Linked DNA regions of Homo sapiens: region 1 is linked to region 2. Evidence: chromatin loops called from intact Hi-C (ENCODE). Cell type or tissue: CD4-positive, alpha-beta T cell. All regions are shown on one strand. Links, peaks and the distances in the headings refer to the core of each region. The heading gives the core; the rest is flanking DNA.

Region 1 (8,000 bases), core at 1-8,000, 450 kb before region 2:
AATTGAATCCATAAATATGGCCAACCTAACTTATTTCAAGTGTCCCACTATTTTCTCCAAACTTGTGGTATTGCAACTTTAAATCAAAAGCCTAAATTACTTATTTAATTATAACATTTGAAATTGGACTGACAAAATTGGTCTTAACCAATTAACCTGGGAGGCGGAGGTTACAGTGAGGCGAGATCACACCACTGCACTCCAGCCTGGGTGACAGAGCGAGACTGTCTCAAAAAAAACAAAACAAAACAGTTCATACCTTGGCCAGGTGCAGTGGTTTAAGCCTATAATCTCAGCACCTTGGGAGGCCGAGGCAGTCGGATCACCTGAGGTCAGTTCAATACCAGCCTGGCCAACATGGCGAAACCCTGTCTCTACTAAAAATACAAAAATTAGCTAAGTGTGGTCGCACACACCTACAATTCTAGCTACTCAGGAGACTGAGGCACAAGAATCACTTGAACCAGGGAGGCAGAGCTTGCAGTGAGCAGAGATGGCACCACTGCACTCCAGCCTGGGCGACAGAGCGAGACTCCATCTCAAAAAAAAAAAAAAAAACAAAAAAGCAAACAAGAAACACCAAAAAAAACAAAATAAATAAAAACAAAATTCAGACCGGATGCGGTGGCTCACACTTATAATCCCAGCACTTTCAGAGGCTGAGGCAGATGGATCACCTGAGGTCAGGAGTTTGAGACCAGCCTGGCCAACATGGTGAAATCCCATCTCTACTAAAATACAAAAATTATCCAGGCGTGGTGGTGAGCGCCTGTAATCCCAGCTACTCAGGAGGCAGAAGAATCGCTTGAACCTGGGAGCCGGAGGTTGCAGTGAGCTGATGTCATGCCACTGCACTCCAGCCTGGCTGGGTGAGAGCAAGACTCTGTCTCAAAAAAAAACAAAAAACAAAACAAAAACAAAAAACAAAGTTCATACCTCTTTCTATAAGTAAAAAATAAAAATTTTAAGTGAAAGAAAATTTTTCAGTTTGATTAGCAGGGGTTGTGTTGGTGTTGGCAATGTTATATAAAATAATAAGTAATGATAAGTTTTAGATTCAAGCTACGTGGTAGTAGCAATATACTGTGCTTTTCCTTTGCCAAAGATAACCTAAAGATAAAACTAATAAACAGAATCTTCTCTGCTATTCACCATTTTCCCCAGTTGTCAGTTATTTTTGACTGAATACGTTTTTTGCTTTTGTACCCTAGTGGTAGATCACTCTTTGAATGCATCTTAAAGATGTGTCCTATAAAACAAAACAAAACAAAACACCCTAAGCATCCTGTATAAGACTATTACCTTGTGGGTATTCCTACAGGTGTAGAATGCTCATGCACATATAAGTTGGTAATAAAATGTTTTGATTGAATTAGATATAATTAGGTTAAAGATGTCAGTAATGTAAGTAATCCTACACACACACACACACACACACACACACACACACACATATACATATATACGTTTAAGACAGTGCCTCTCTATGTTGCCTAAGCTGGACTGGAACTCCTGAGCTCAAGCAACCTTCCCACCTCAGCCTCCAGTGGCTGGGACTGGAGGCAGGCACCATTGTGCCTGGCTAGTAATGCAATATTTTTGTGTTCGTTGAAGGAGAGTAAAATAAATTGTAAAATCTATTTGTAGTTTATTTTGAAATGCTCTCCCCAGCAGCCTTACCTTTGCCTTATTTTCTTGAGGTCCTATTTACATTCATCCCATTCAGTGAGGATGAAGGATGTTGTTCTAAAACAAAAAGAATGGTAGAAATAAGCCCCATATAGTTAAAAGTGTGCTGGTAGCTATAAATACATACTTTTTCTTTTCTTTTTTTTTTTCTAAGAGATGGGATCTTGCTCTGTTGCCCAGGCTGGAGTGCAGTGGTACAATCATAGCTCACTGCAGCCTCAAACTCCTAGGTTCAAGCAATTCTCCCACCTCAGCCCCTGAGTACCTGGGAATATAGGCACTTGCCACCATTAACTGGCTAATATTTTATAGAGACAGTCTTGCTTTGTTGCCCACACTGGTCTCGAACTCCTAGCTTCTTCCCAAAATGCTGGAATGACAGGCATAAGCCACCACACCTGACCCATACATACATTTTTTTCAAGGAATAACAGAAGCCAGAGTTGATTTTATTTGCATTTGTTAAGAAGAGGCGCAGATGCCATGTTCTGCCCCTGTATTCCCAGCTACTCAGGAGAATGAGGTGAGAGGATTTCTTGGGGCCAGGAACTCGAGGCTGTAGTGCCCTGTGACTGCACCAGGGATTAACCACTGCACTCTAGCTTGGGCAACACAGAGAGGCTTGGTCCCTAAAAAAATTAAAAAATAAAAAAAATATATATATATATGTAAAAGAAGAAGAGAGAGTAGTTTGGCTAATTAAGGAGAGGATGTGCTAAACAGGGGACTTAACAAAAGCCACTTTCATTGTGTATTTTAAAAATTATTTTATTTTAGATTCAGGGTTGCACGTGCTTGTTTGTTACATAAGCAGATTGCATACTGGTGGGGACTGAGCTTCTAGTGTACCCAATGTCCAAATAGTGAACATTGTACCTGATAGGTAATTGTTCAACCCCTGCCCCACCCCCCCCCACTTTTGGAGACCCCAGTGTCTGTTATTTCCATCATCATGTTTTCGTTTTAATTTTCTTTTTGAGATGGAGTCTCACTCTGTTGTCCAGGCTGGAGTGCAATGGCGCGATCTCCGCTCACTGCAACCTCCGCCTCCCAGGTTCAAGTGATTCTTCTGCCTCAGACACCTGAGTAGCTGGGACTACCGGAGTACACCACCACACCTGGGTAATTTTTTTGTATTTTAAGTAGAGACGGGGTTTCACTGTGTTAGCCAGGATGGGCTCGATCTCCTGACCACGTGATCCGCTTACCTTTGCCTTCTGAAGTGCTGGGATTACAGGCGTGAGCCACTGTGCCCGGCCGAGAACTCTTTACTTTCAAATGACCAAGATATTTTGGGGAATACAGCAATTCTCTTAACTTGAAGATACAGTCAAACCGGTACTGCACTAAAGGGAAAAACGGGATAAGCAATAAATAGAACTAGAGATGTGGGCCAGAGGGGAAAGTCTTTCTCAAGCCTCTCTTCCAGATAAAATCAAGTTTGGCCATTTTTGTCTTACCTGATTGCAGTCAAAAGCATTTCGAGTGATTTATGGGAATTAGAGCTTTTGGTGCACAGCTAGTTCATTCTTAAATTGCCCATGCTTACATAGTGTAGGAGAAGGTGTGAGTCTATGTCCCAATTTACACATACCGCCCCCAAATAATTATTAGTAGTGGCCTCTTCCTCTCTCAAAAGTATGATTGCCCTAGCTTTAGGTGAAAACCAAAAGTAATCATTTGCTGGACTCTGGCGCCCTCTTGTGATTAAAATTTCACTTTCTGATATTGCTTATTCTGAGATGAGCGACTACCAAAAAATATGAACATCCCAAAGTGGATCATCTAATAACTTTCCCCAGAAGATCTCAGCTTTGAATTTCATGTCATTACACTTTAACACTGACTACCCCTGCATGGTTGCTGCCATCTTCAGATTTCAGAAGCATCTCCCGCCTGTATCAGTAATTGTAGCCCCTGGTACTGTCACTCTCTGTGACACTACTTCTGTCTTAATTCTTGGTGAATTCAGTATCTCCGAAAACGATCTCCCCAGCACTCTGGCCTCTGACTACCTTGAACTTCTCTCCTTCAGTGATCTTGTTCTCCACCCTGCGTTACCTATGTACTTGCAGGTCATGCCATAGAACTTGTAAGCATAGTCTATCTTTCCACCTAAACCCCTCTAATAACCCAACTCCGGCAAACCTTTGACCTTGCTCCACCAGGGCCTAAAACCCATTAATTACACCAGTATTTCACTGTGCCTCACCCCTCACTGCTTTCTTTAGTCACCATACCTGCCGAAATTCCATGATCATTATAATTACATCCTTGCAAATGCCCTCAGCTCCTCTGCTCCCCTTTTGCTTTGTCACTCGCTTGGCAAAACCACAAACCCTACTTAAATTCCTGTCTCCCCTGCTCTGTGCCTGTACCCCTGCAGTTGAACGTGGGTGGAGAAAAACACATAAGAATAATAAATTATTTGATTTTGTGTTTGAATTTTTATTTTTTTTGAGACAGGGTTTTGCCCTGTTACCCAGGCTGGAGAGTGCAGTGGCGAGATCTTAGCCCACTTCAGCCTTTGAACTCTGGGGCCCAAATGATCTTCCCACCTCAGCCTCCTGAGTAGCTGGGACTACCAATGAATGCCACCGCACCCAGCTAATTTTTAAAAATTCTTTGTAGGGACGGGGTCTCACTGTATTGCCCAGGCTGGTCTCAAACTCCTGCGCTCAAGCAATCTTCCCACTTTAGCCTTTCAAACTGTTGGGATTACTGGCTTGAGCCACAAAGACCTGTAATTATCTGATTTTAAATTCTTGATCAAGAATCTCAATGCCGGGACCCTCAGTAATGCCTGACAACTCATACTGTACTTCCCTAGCCCATTCACTCTTCTGTTTCCTATTTCAACACCGAAACATTTTCATCTTTCCCCTCCCATAGTCATTCTCAGATGATAACCTTATGTCCTACTTGACTGAGAAAACTGAAGTAAGTAAAAGAGAACTTCAGATTCTGTTCACCGTATCTGCCCACCCACCTGCATCTGCTGCCTTCTCTCCTATTACCCTACCCTAGAGGAACTGCCCATGTTACTAAGGCCTAAGGCAATGTCTCTACTTTGCATGAAGTCTCATCCCCTTTTTCCTAACTCAATAACAGCACTTTTCCCCTTTCTCTTCTATATCATTGTATATATATGTATATATATGTGTGTGAATATATATATATATTCCTCTCCACTGATTTGTTTCCCCACAGTATAAACATGCTATATTTCTTTTTGTTTGTTTTTGAGACAGAGTCTTGCTCTGTCTCCAGGCTAGAGTGCAGTGGTGCGATCTTGGCTCACTTCAACCTCCGCCTCCCGGATTCAAGCGATTCCCCTGCCTCAGCCTCCGGAGTAGCTGGGACTATAGGCACCTGCCACCGTGCCCAGCTAATTTTTTGTATTTTAGTAGAGATGGGGTTTCACCATGTTGGCAAGGATGGTCTTGATCTCCTGACCTTGTGATCTGTGCCCACTTCAGCCTCCCAAAGTGCTGGGATTACAGCCATGAGCCACCACGCCCGGCCTTTTTTTTTTTTTTTTTTTTTTTGAGACAGAGTCTCATTCTGTCGCCCAGGTTAGAGTGCAGTGGTGCAATCATAGCTTACTGAAGCCTTGAACTCCTGGGCTCAAGTGGTCCTCCTACCTCAGCCTCCTAAGTAAGTGGGACTACAGGCGCATACAACCATGCCTGGCTAATTTCTGTATTTTTTGTAGAGACAAGGTCTTGCTATGTTGCCCAGGCTGGTCTCAAACTCGGGCTCCAGCAGTGTACCCGCCTCAGCTTCCCAAAGTGCTGGGATTACCACCACTAGCCCACTGTTATCTATTTCCCCCATCCTCAAAAATATTCCTCTTGATTCCACATCTTCCAACTACTGCTCTATCGTTTTGTTCTCTTTTACAACAAAACTCTTCAAAAGATACTCACTTCTCCAATCCCTCCCCCATTCTCTCTCAAATCCACTCCAATCAGAACGATGAGACACATGACAAATTGTTTTAAGCCTTTAAGTTTTAGAGTGGTTTGTTAGGTAGGGATAGATAACTGGAACAATATGCCAGAGAGAGCAGTGCAGGTCTTCTCTAGGAGAAGACAGAATCTATATACTAAGAGAGTTGAGCCAGGTGTGGTGGGTCCTGCCTGTAATCCTGGCACTTCCGTAGGCTGAGGCAGGAGGATCACTTGAGCCCAGGAGTTCAAGACCAGCTTGGGCAACAAAGATCCCATCTCTACAAAAAAAAGTTTTTTTGTAACGATTCTCCCATCTCAGCCTCCCAAGTAGCTGGACCAGAGGTACATGCCACCGCACTCAAATCTGTTTTTGTTTGTTTGCTTGTTTGTTTTTGTAGAGATTAGGTCTTGCTATGTTGCCTAGACTGAACTCAACTCCTGGGCTCAAGTGATTCTCCTGCCTTGGCCTCCCAAAGTGTTGGGATTATAGGCGAGAGCCACAATGTCTGGCCTACAAAAATTTAAAAAATTATTAGCCATGCAACATGGTGCACACCTGTAGTCCCAGCTATATGGGAGGCTGAGGCAGGAGGATCACTTGAGCCCAGGACGTTGAGGTTTCAGTGAGCCATAATTATGTCACTGCACTCCAGCCTGGGTGACAGAATGAGACAGTCTTAAAAAAATTTTGGAAAAAAAAGAGAGTTGCATGACTTTGCCAGAATCAGAAGAAGACTGGGGAAGAGCTGAGAGTGTAAATTATAAGGGTGTTAGACCAATGGGGATAAAGTATAATATTCAAGCCAAATTAATTGACCTGAGTGTACTCCCCCAGGATTTAGAATATAGCATGTTGGCTGGAGTACTGGGGATGGTCCTAACAGTCTGAAAAAGTTAGCCAATGAAATCCTGGACTCAATGATAGTTTGGAGTTAATGAGGTTGAAATGCCAGAAATTTCCTAACATATTATAGACAAAGAGTTACAAAATTCAAGGAAATAGGACTCGGTCCATTATGTTCAATCTTCTCAGCCATTTACTAACTTGACTCTTTTGGGAGGATTCAAAAAACTCTCCTTTCACTAAGACATAAGGAAATGCACTAGTGAGTCAGGGACTAGCATCCTCAAGGAGCACTGTAGGTCACAGCTGTTGCTGGACAAGGCTGCAGTGAAAATGTGTGCTTTCATTTCAGTGGGAATAATGGGGTCCTGGCATGTCAAAGGCCAAGTAGTAACTTCACTGTTAGGGACAACATGGTGCAACTACCACAGTAAACCACAGAGATGGAATAGTAATCGAACTGCTTTGATCTGCTGTGCCCCCTGGCAAGGGCTAATGGATGATGGGGTCCTGAAAAATCATTAATTCGCTGCTTCCTAAGATGCTGCTTGACATCTAGGCAGAAAAAAATCTAGGTCCGTTAGGCAGAAACCTAACTCGAGTTGCCAAATTGTGCGTTGTACCTAATTCCCAGACCTATGTCAGTTAGGAGACTGAAAGCTCTTCCATCCACTGATGAATATCATGAATCTTCCTTCAAACCAGTGTTTCTCTCAACCTTGGCCCCACTGACATTTTGGGCAGGGTATTTCTTTGTTATGGGGGCTAGCTTGCACATTATGGATCTCAAAATGATGCTGACACTGACAAGAAGGGGACGACTACACTTAGGCGAGACTGTTAAACCCACTTAGGTGTGACTGTTAAAGACTGTGCTGAAGGGAAATCCTCCCAGTGGACAGAACCTTGAGCGATATATCTGGCTGTTTACTTCATGCTTAAGGCACAAAGATCTCTAGTGACTTATGAGCCGTGGCTACTGGATTGGCTGGCTGGCTGGAGACTTGAAAACAACTAATTGAAAAATTGGTGATTAGATGGACTATGCATGGACCTTTTGGAATGGACACAGAGGGTGGGAATATTTTTGTGCCGCGTGTACATCCAGTAGATTGTATCACGATGGTGGAGGTTCTCAAAAATCAAATGATCAAGATGATCTATTTTGTGAATGTCAGTAAGCCTCTTTCTCCAGGTATCCCAGTGCTTGTTCAGTGGCTCCGTGTGCAAACTGTGCCAGCATGGAAGGAAGCTACGTGTGAGCTAATAACATGGTTTTCCCTCACCAAGGCTGCTGTAACTATACCTACTGCTGAATGTCCCGTTGACCAACAGCCAAAGTCAACACTAAGCCGCTGATAAGGCACTATTGTCCGGGGTGACCAGATGGCCACCTAGTAGTAGCTGATTGTGTGAACTTTTCCCAACATGAAAGGAACAGCCTTTTATCTTCTCAGGAATAGCTACATATTCTGGATAAAATTTTGCACTGTGTCCAAGCGCAGTGGTTCACA
Region 2 (10,371 bases), core at 1,269-9,268:
TTATGCAGGGCCCTGAGGGGCAGGGTGAGGATATAACTGGTTTTCTCAGTGAGAGGGGAAGACCCTGAGGGTTTGGAGGAGAAGCGTGATCCACTTTGGCTTTGGCTGTAGTGGGTCAAGGGGGAAGCTGGAAGACCAGCTTGGAGGTTGTGGGAGTAAAGTCAGATTTTAAACATATTTTGAAGATGAGGCCAGTTGGTTTTGTTCACTGTTGGATGTGTGGTTTGAAATAAAGGAACAGCTGGAAGGGCAAAATGACTGTTTCTGAAATGGGGAAAACCGTGTGTAGTAAAGTGAGCTGGAGAGTGGGCAGGGTTGGAGAGTGTAGGGAAACCATGAGGTAGGTTTTAGGTAAATTAAAACTGAGAAGTCTGTTGGATATCCAAGTACAGATGCAGGCAGGAAACTGAACATGCGTCAGGAATCCAGGAATCCAAAATTCATGCCAAGATAGTTGTGTATATTTCATCTCAAAGGCAAATGGTAGTGATATTCTGATATTTAATTTATTCTAGATCGAGAATCTCCATGCCATGTAAAACTCTTACGCACGCAAAAAGTTGTCTATATTAGTTGTGGAGAAGAACACACAGCAGTTCTCACAAAGGTAAGGAGCTCAGAGTATTTTACTTTGGTGCTGGGGATATGATGGGTGATTAGAATTGCTTGATTATGTTAGTGTAGTGATGGTGTGTGATTACAGTATTGTGGCTTGAACTTGAATGCTCTCTTTTATGTGGGTTTGTTGTTTTCCAAAGGAATAGAAAAAGACTACTTTTTTGTATGTCTCTGTTATCCTCTTTGGTAATCTTGTAGATTTTTCATATATATATATATATATATATATATATATATATATATACACACACACACATAATGTAGATTATATATATATACACACATATAATGTAGATTATATAAAAATGTAGATTATATATATAAATATAATGTATATATTTATATATATATAAATTCCTTGGTTCTTTATGGAACAAAGACAGCACTTTGTTATTTTTATTTGTTATTTTATGTATATATAATATATATAAAATGATGTCCTATGTTCCTTTAAAACAAGTCATTTAAATATGTAAAAAAGAAACAGCAATTTAATTAATGTTTTAAAATAATCATGTTTCTTTTGCTTCTAAATACATTCTAGAGAGAATGAAAATGTATTTTTATATTGAACAAATATTATTCTACGTTCACTTTGATAAAATGCCTTAACATTTATTTAAATACAGCTGTTAAAAAAACAGCTTACTTACCAAGGAATTTGTAGAGCACCTAATTTCTTACATGTGAATGATCATGTAAAATCATCTCATTTAGCCTAGCTCCTAGTTTCTCCTTTTTTAAAATTTTGCTTCCTAACACATCATTGTACTTTCAAACGATTTTAAAAATTTACAGAAGGCACACATTCCTTTGAGCATTGCTATCTTTGTTCCATAAAGATGCAGTCTGAAATTCCCTTTTTATTATTTTTCTATTTAATGAACATCCTTACAAAGTGATTTTGGCCAAGTGTCAAGTGAATGTAGTGCTCTTGTGCACATTGTTGTGATAGGCATTTTGTATACAGGGTTTAGAGGTATACCCTTAAAGATACAGTGAAGTCCTATGGTGTTTGTTCCTTGTTAGAGTGGAGGTGTGTTTACCTTTGGCGCTGGTTCCTGTGGGCAACTTGGACACGACTCCATGAATGATGAGGTTAACCCTAGAAGAGTTCTAGAGCTGATGGGTAGTGAAGTAACTCAAATTGCTTGTGGCAGGTGAGTGTTCCTCAAAGCTTGCTTGTATTCACTAGGACCCAGAAATTGGTCTTATCTTTGTAGTGATGAAGAATGTGATTATACCTAGTCACCGTCATTTTAAGAGATCTTAACTGCATGCACGCCTATGGTGAAATGTGGAGAAAGACCTTGATAGAGTGTGGCAAGGAAGGGTTTTAGATAAGCAGAGCAACACGGAGACATTAGGCTTCTTTTGGGATAAAGAGTAGCAGGATGTGGGGAAGGGATAAAGAAAGGAAAAGTGAGAGAGTCCCAAAGAACTTCTTGGAAATTTTTGCCTGAGTCTACCCTGCTTCTCTCTGTTCATCTTAGAGGCCACATGCAGTAGATCATTCAGCTCTTTCCTGACTTGCCACCCTCCTCATGATCTAGAGTGTTAGAGGATAGTATTATGGAGAGCAGCCGCTGCAAGAAGAGTCACGTGTTAACATGGGAAAGGCTCTATAGGAGCACCCTGTGCTGTGCACATGTGGAAGTTAAAAGTCAGAGTCAGAGTGTACATCCACATTAGTAGAAACTATGCTGATGAGTTAAATTATTTTTTCACAGACAACATACCCTAGCCTTCGTGCCTTCTTCTGGACTCATCTATGCATTTGGTTGTGGAGCAAGAGGTCAATTAGGAACTGGGCACACTTGTAATGTTAAGTGCCCATCTCCTGTCAAGGGTTACTGGGCTGCCCACAGTGGCCAGCTTTCAGCCCGAGCTGGTAAGAATGATTGTCTCTGGAATTTAAAGGTATTTTAAGTGATGAAAACAGTTGTTTACAGAATATGTATCTATTACTTACTTTGAGGTCTTTTGGAGGGAATGAAGATAAGGTATTTTTTAACATCAATTAATAATTTCTGTACTTACTATGCATGAAGCTGTAGAGTTGAGATCCTAGAGAATAAATAAAGCAGGAAATACTGTTGTGTTAGGCCGTTCTTGCATTGCTGTAAAGAGCACCTGAAACAGGGTGATTTATGAAGAAAAGAGTTTTAATTGGCTCACAGTTCTGCAGGCTCTACAGGGAGCATGATGCAGCCATCTGCTTGGCTTCTGGGGAGGCCTCAGGAATCTTACAGTCATGGCAGAAGGCAAAGAAGGAGCAGACACTTCACATGGCAGAAGCAGGAGCAAGAGGAAGAGTGGAGAGGAGGTGCCATACTTTTTACACCACCAGATCTCATGTGAACTCAGAGCAAGAGCTCACTTATCACCAAGGGGATGGCCCAAGCCATTCATGAGGGATCCGCCCTCATGATCTAAACACATACCACCATGCCTCACCTCCAACATTGGGATTACTGCAATTCAACATGAGTTTTGACCAGAACATACATTCAAACTATACCAGTTATTTTGTTTCCACAGACCTTGGTGGTGGTGTATACATTTTATTGTTGTTGCTAATAATGACAGTTCGCATGTATTGAATGCTTAATGACGTTTCATTACTATGCAAAGCACTCAAAATAATCTAAGAACTAGTTAGTGGTTATTATCCCCATGTTAGAGATAAGGGAACAAAGTCTTAAGGAGGTCAAGTAATTTGCCCAAGATCACATAGATTCTGGAGGCAGGATTTAAACCCAGGTCATTCTAAATCATGTGTACTATGTTACCTCTACTTTGCTGTTGGCATTTTGGTATATAACATGATGTGATTTCTTTTTAAGCCATTTTTTTTCTTCCCTTAAAAAATAGTTAAATAGCAGTCTTGGTTTCATTGGAAATCAAAGTCAGGCAGTCATTAATATTGAATGACTGCTTCACCTTGAAATAATAAATCTGAGGCTGAAATGGAGCTAGAGAATCATTAAAAGGAAGTGTAACTTATTAATTTTGATTTTGAAGTCGATAAAGTGACACACTTATGGCTTGATCAGGAATTTGTTTGAAACAGTAACCATCATAAGTTTTAGTACTGGATTATAAGAAACTCAAGGACACAGACAAACTCTTTTCCTTTTTGTAAACCTAGCATATAGCACAGGACCTGGCATGAACTTGTCACTCAGTAGACATTTTTGGAATGGATATATGAGCATCTGAAATGTAGTGCAACTTAAAATATAAATAAACAAGATTTTGTCTGGGTGATGTTCCCAGAAGCAAAAGAATGGCTTTGTGTCCTCTTCTCTGTAATTTGTAAATTCTTTTCTCCAAGACATTGTACTCATACGTGGAATACATTTATTTAGAAAGTTTACCAACTCAGGTGTTTTTTGGTTATTTCAAAACCACAAATTTTTGAAGTTGAATTATAACCTGACTTCCATGGTCCTAAATTTGTGCTTGGATGTTTGCCAAAATGATTTTATAACATAAGCAGGTAAATGTCAGTTATGTAAATGACATGGTTTTAGGAACCCTCTTGGTAATGTGGGAGCACAGAGGAAGGCATGGAGGAGTATTGTGGTTAGAGGAAGTTTGAGCTGTGCCTCGAAGGATGATTTGGAGTTAGCCAGGTGTAGAGGACTGTGAGGGAGTTGGTGTGAGCACCACCAAGGTGCAGTTCCAGAAGCACATTCAGGTTGTGCTCTCGGTGGGCACATTCATGGAGAATCCCATGTGCCAGGGGCAGCAGAGGGGGGAGGCACCGAGATGTGAAATAGTGTGGTGTATTAGAAATAAAGGCAACGTGGTAGTAGGAGAATGTCACCGTGGACACAGTGTGATGGGAGGTAAAGCAGGGAGCAGGAAACGGAGGTCCTTCCGTGGCAAGATTCGTCCTGACGGGGCCTGGGCCCACCACACTCACATGCTGAATTGTTACCATAAAGAATAGTGCCCATTTCAGATTTCAGGTCAGTGGCATGACAGAGTTAGAATGAAAAAGAGAAACTAGGTCAGGATTCACTGGCAGTTGGGGAGGGGCAGAAGAAGAGTTAGAGTGGAGGATACCATTTTATATATTTATTTTTAATTGAAGTAGAAACAGTCCTAGGCAGTGAGCCAGGGGAGAAGATTTCTTACTTCTGTGACACAATTAAAATGGATAGGTACCCACTCTGAAGTGTATTCTGCGACAGTAGAAAAGGGGATCAAGGAGAAACTTCAATTAATGAAAAATATGCTTTCGGAATTTTTTTTTTGACAGATCGCTTTAAATATCATATCGTTAAGCAGATCTTCTCTGGAGGAGACCAGACTTTTGTACTTTGCTCCAAATACGAGGTAAAATTTTTCTTGTGACTCTTATTTCCAGGAAGGAATAATAGTGAACCAACATTTCTTTTAACAAGTAATTACAACATAAAGAGCAATGTTACTCTTTGTTTCTACCAATCCTATGTTATTTTTAAAATAAGCAAACTAAATCTGGAAGAAGTTGTCTCCATTTGGCTCCCTTGAAGTGCCAACAATTCTCCTGGAATTATGGAGTTCTAATTTATAATTTGAAATTATTTATTTATATTTGTACTTGTTCCAGAAACTCTGTAAAGGATGCCTAGGGAGTTGGTGCTTACTTTGGCATTATTTGATTTTCCATTTCTTTTCTTCCCTGTTAAGTGGCAACAAATGCTAGGTGTTTGAGAACTTGGTGGGTTTCTTTGTTTGATGTGATTGAGTATATATATGTATGTAAGAGGTACCACAATTTTCAGATGTATTTTATTATTTGTAATCTGCTTATGACATGACACCAAAATTTCCCTTCCATTGTCTCCTGCATCACTATAGTGGATAAAGACACTGTGACATTGTCTTTCTGCCTGAAGGTAGAGTGTGGATCCAGGTTTCTGTGACAGGGCTCGAATTCCTTCCACTCTTCCTTGCTGGGGGAATTCAGTCTGGAAAAACTCCACAGATTTGTTGTCAGTGCTGGACTCCTTCCCCTGTGCTTTCTCTCCTCTCTTCTCTTCTTCCCCACCCTTCCTGCTTTTATTCAGCAAACATTTCAACAGGACCAGCTCCGAGTGGTGCATGGATCCTTATACTCTCTTGGAGGAGCAAGGGAATGGGCTGTTAGTGAAGAAAAAGGAGTCAGAATTGACTGGGAAGATAATGAGCAACTGTGGAAACCAGGGGCTCTTTCTGTCTTGGAAACTTTCTCTATTAGTTTGATACTTAGCTATCTTTAAGTACACAAAGTATTTGCCTTCTAGTCATTCTGATTCTGTGATTAGGTTGGAAAATCCTGGTGGAGCCCGAGGCTGTAGGCTGGACAGCTAAAGCTGATGATTAGCTATTTTCCAGGTCAGGTGCCTGAAGAAGGTGGCTTAGTGCTACCATCTGGCGTGATTTGGAACTGCTGCCCTAGACTTATTTTAGACCCAGCCTCAGAGTGTGTATTACAGAGAAATCCTGAGGAAGCTGAGGTTTTTCTTTGTTTCTTCAAGATGTCAATAAAACAAAATACAAAAGGCACTGACTCTGTGGAGGATAATCAGTTTTTGTCCATAAGTAATAGAGTTTTAAGTATTTATTTCCCCTAGAAACTAGTATTGAATAGTGTTATTCAATAGTATCCAACTTTAATTTTCCTGTGAAATTTAACATGAAATTTAGTTTTCTCTTGTAAATATAGTATCTGATATATGTAACTGATTTTTATTATTGTAATCAACACCTTGGGCCTGGAAAACAACACACTGATGAGAAGGAAGTGAAGTAGCATACTATTAGAGAGGCAGGGCAGGTTAAAGTTTAAACAACTGGAAAGAGGGATAGGTATGCATGAAAAGTGTAAGATCACAAAGAAAAAGGAAAGTAAACATTACTTAAGAAGATGTTGCTCTTTCTTTTGAAACTGAAACCTATGCACATTTACTTAAACTATTAACCAGAGATGATTATTTAGATACAGAGGCTGATCAAATCATATGCTTACCCTGTTACCATATCACTTAAAGAACCAAGAAAAAGCACCTGTATAGTTACAGCCTCTATTTTTTTTTTTTTGAGATGGAGTCTTGCTTTGTCGCCCAGGCTGGGGTACAATGGCGTGATCCCGGCTCACTGCAACCTCCACCTCCTGGTTTCAAGCGATTCTCCTGCCTCAGCCTTCTGAGTAGCTGGGATTACAGGCGTCCGCTACCATGCCTGGGTAATTTTTTTTGTATTTTTAGTAGAGACCAGTTTCACCATGTTGGCCAGGCTGGTTTTGAACTCCTGACCTCAAGTGATCTACCCTCCTCGGCCTCCCAAAGTGCTAGGATTACAGGCGTGATCCACCACGCCCGGCCATAGCCTCTATTTTTATAAAAGGCTGACTCATTCATTACTGCCAGGCCTTAGGTGAAAGAAGGGAGGGAAGGAGTTATATTCAGATACCCCTTTGCTACACTGATTCTAGGTCTTGGGAATTTAGTGAATGTAAACCATAGCATCTCCTTTTCCTGTCGTTTTGTTCCCTGGATAGAATTGAAGAGGGAATGTGGTTGGGATTGTTAGAATTGTGTGTGCATGTGTGTGTGTTTGTGTGTGTGTCTATCTCATAATCTTCTTTTTCCTGGAACAGTGATTCTTAACCTTGGCTGCCTACTGGAATCACCTGGGAGCTCTACAAAATACTGATGACTCTAGAGATTCTGATTTAATTGGTCTGGAGTATGACTTGGTCATCAGGATTATTGAACGCTCCCATGGTGATTCAAAGTCCAGCCAAAGTTGAGAAACACTGACCTAAGAGCAATTTTTCCTTTTTTGCCTGTATGTATTAAAGACAGGAAGAATGATGTTTTTTCTTGGTTCTTTAAGTGATTCTGAACTTGTACTTCACCCAAGGCATCTCTGGTTTATTGGACATATGATGAGGAATGATAAAATAGTTCCAAGTCTTTATTTTATTGTAGGTTTGTGTTAGAGTTGATGTTCAGCTGCCCCTTTGAATGGGGGAAATAAATAAAATTTACGTAACAACAGTGGTTTTACAAGGAGGTGGAAAGACAATCTCTGTGTGTACTCCAGCATCTGCTTTGGATTATGAGTTTCCTGTATGTTGTACTTCAAGATGATTTTTGTTCTCTCAATAGATATCTGTGGCCATTTTAGTAGAATAGTTATCAATAACCAGATGATCACAAACTTTGTCAGGCATCTCTGTTTTATTACATGCTCTACTCCTTCCTACCATAATGATACGTTAACTTGAAGCTATGGGAAAGTAACCAAGAAAATTTACTTTGAAAGTTATGTTTTTATGTGTAGGTACAAAGGAGAAAAAAAATCTCATGAGCTGATGAATGAGTGCTTTAATATTACCTTTTTCCTCTTCACTGGAGACGAGAATAGGAGTATAAAGCACCATCAACCTTTCCTTAGTTCTCGATCAAGAACAAGGCTTGGGGAAAATAAGTTGAAAACAAGCAATTTTAGAAAAGGAAAGTGCTTATTATGTTTTTTTTCTTTAATCTCACTGAATAAAAGATGTACAGTGTTGGGCAACATTTGGAATTTTCAAGGACATACATTATTAACATCTTTTTCTGCCATTTTTCTTATAATAGCTATATACTTGAAGCAAGAAATTAAGAGTCATTGTTTTTATAGGTTATTTGTCATATAGATTATAACTGAACTCTGGCTCTTTTGTAATACATTTTGTTGAAGTTTGGTGGACATTTATGGCAGATGACTAATACCTTAAAAACCTGCTGTTACAGTGATTCAAAGCAAAGGGGAAAGAAGTCTGGGAAAGTTGTACTGAGTTGGTTTCTCTGGGAAACAGACCCGAGACTCAAAGGTTTTTGGGAGAGTGCTTTCTAGAAGAACATCTACTGAGGGATGAAGGAGGCAGGATTGCGCAGAGGGAGGGGTTGAAATGCAATTCAGTTATAACAGAGGCCTCAGCCAGTCCCATGAGGAGCACTGAAGTTGTGATGGTCCTTCAGCCAGTCCTGAGTTGAGGCAAGCGGGCTGGACCTTTACACCATGCCTCTACCTGCCATTGGATGTGATAGTGAAGCAACAGTCAATGCCAAGTCCTGGACAGCAACCCAGCTGGGATCTGTCAGGAGCCTCCATTCTGAAGGGTGGAGGGGATCTGGGCGGCACACTGCAGCATTTAGATCATAAGTGAAACGTAAAATGGAGAATATGTGGGAGAAAGGAGAGGAGACAAGATCCATGCTACATAATTTCTTCTTTTTACTGTTACATTTAATTCTCCAGAATTATTCTCCTGCTGTTGACTTCAGGACTATGAACCAAGCACATTATACCAGTTTAATAAATGATGAAACCATAGCAGTTTGGAGACAAAAACTCTCAGAACACAACAATGCAAATACAATCAAGTATGTGGCTGCTTGTCTTCATTTTTTTTTCCACAAAGTATGTTACAACTTTTTAGCTTAGTGTGATTTTCCGTACTTGCATATTGATACTGTGAATGTAAATGGGGTTTTACATTATAGGGAATCGTGGGTTATTTTTGGTTACTATTTCAGGGTTGATCTCCTTAGCCCCAAATAGCATAATGGATGGATCCCCAATTCTCACACACAGTATATGCCTCAACCTGCCTTGTTTATTGTATGATCTTAAAAATCCTGACTGATGAAGGCCTGAGTTGGTGATTCTGCTAAGAGAGCTTAGCGTTATGGTTAACTCCCATGGGTTTTAGTGTATGCATGTTCCAAAACATCCCAAATCTGAGACAGCTGTTATCTTACCTAATCTTAATAATTTCTAGCATTTTCCTATTCATAATGATTGAGATGGTAATTCAGAGTCATGTAGAAAAAAAAAAAAACAACAGTAAGTAGGATTGAGAGCTTTTATCAAATTTAAAGGACAATTTTCCTTTGCACATTTTTACACATTTTCATTGGCTTTCCTCAGCCTCTCCACTTTTTTCTGCAAAGTCTGATTCTTGGGAAGAATAAATCAAGCTCTGTGCACTAAGTTGTGGTTATTCCCAGAAACGTACATAATGGTTCCTGCATTATGACATAGATTGTAGTGGGCCAAATGACCAGGACGCTACACTTTGAGGCACTTGAGCTAGTAACGTTGTGAGTGAGAGAGCATTAGAAACGCCCTAGAGCAGCTCTGTGGCAGTCTTCAGAATCCCTCTAACCTTAGGATGGCTCTGCCAAGGAGCTCAGGCTGAAGGGTCGCAGGGGAGAGGAGATGAGGGCTTGCTGGGGTCCAGCAAGGGAAATGGTGACACTTTACCATTAGTTCTCTGTTTTCTTATTTATAAAATGAATGGATGGAAGACATGATCTTTAAAGATCTTTCCTGATCTAAATTCTGTGATTAACAGAAACTACTGTAATCCCCTCCCCAGCTGTATATTTGTGTTATTCTTTCCCTTTTCCTTACACTGAATGGAAAGGCCCAGGGTTCCTGATGTCCAGTTTCATTTTGGGCCCTCAGAATTAGCTGTTTCCTCAGAGCCTGTATAATAGAAGGTAATGGGAATAAGCACTTGTTTCACTATTTTTTAATTTATGTCTCAGATATGCAGCAAAATAGAAGTAATTTTTCAGTTATTAATTTGCCAAGATAATTTCTGTGTTCGGGAAGTAACAGCTTGGCTTCTCTTTTTTGGTTTTATTCTGTGTTTCTCTTTGGAGTTTAGATAGGGCACTTCTTAGATGGTTGGTGGTAGAAAAATATTCAAGAACATTA

The links. Peaks named below come from ENCODE experiments on the same cell type or tissue, not always from the same donor. Only the 100,000 strongest peaks of a DNase experiment are listed, where the experiment ranks them.
Region 1: a loop joins it to region 2, with 2.6 times the contacts of the local background. A loop is called at or near these places in 3 of 110 quality-filtered maps.

What each region holds. Positions count from the first base shown.
Region 1 is chr4:88,208,769-88,216,768 of GRCh38, forward strand. It overlaps a transcript of ABCG2 not described here. Among named protein-coding and RNA genes, the nearest start is that of ABCG2, 54 kb to the left of the region's middle. In CD4-positive, alpha-beta T cell, for the core only: a CTCF peak has its summit at 3,379 (motif pointing left); a DNase peak (open chromatin) is centred at 3,383.
Region 2 is chr4:88,653,527-88,663,897 of GRCh38, forward strand. HERC3 (HECT and RLD domain containing E3 ubiquitin protein ligase 3) reads left to right here. Exons shown (of 26, transcript NM_014606.3): 7 at 516-607; 8 at 1,648-1,778; 9 at 2,349-2,509; 10 at 4,889-4,965; 11 at 8,905-9,029. Among named protein-coding and RNA genes, the nearest start is that of NAP1L5, 39 kb to the right of the region's middle. In CD4-positive, alpha-beta T cell, for the core only: a CTCF peak has its summit at 6,015; a DNase peak (open chromatin) is centred at 6,015.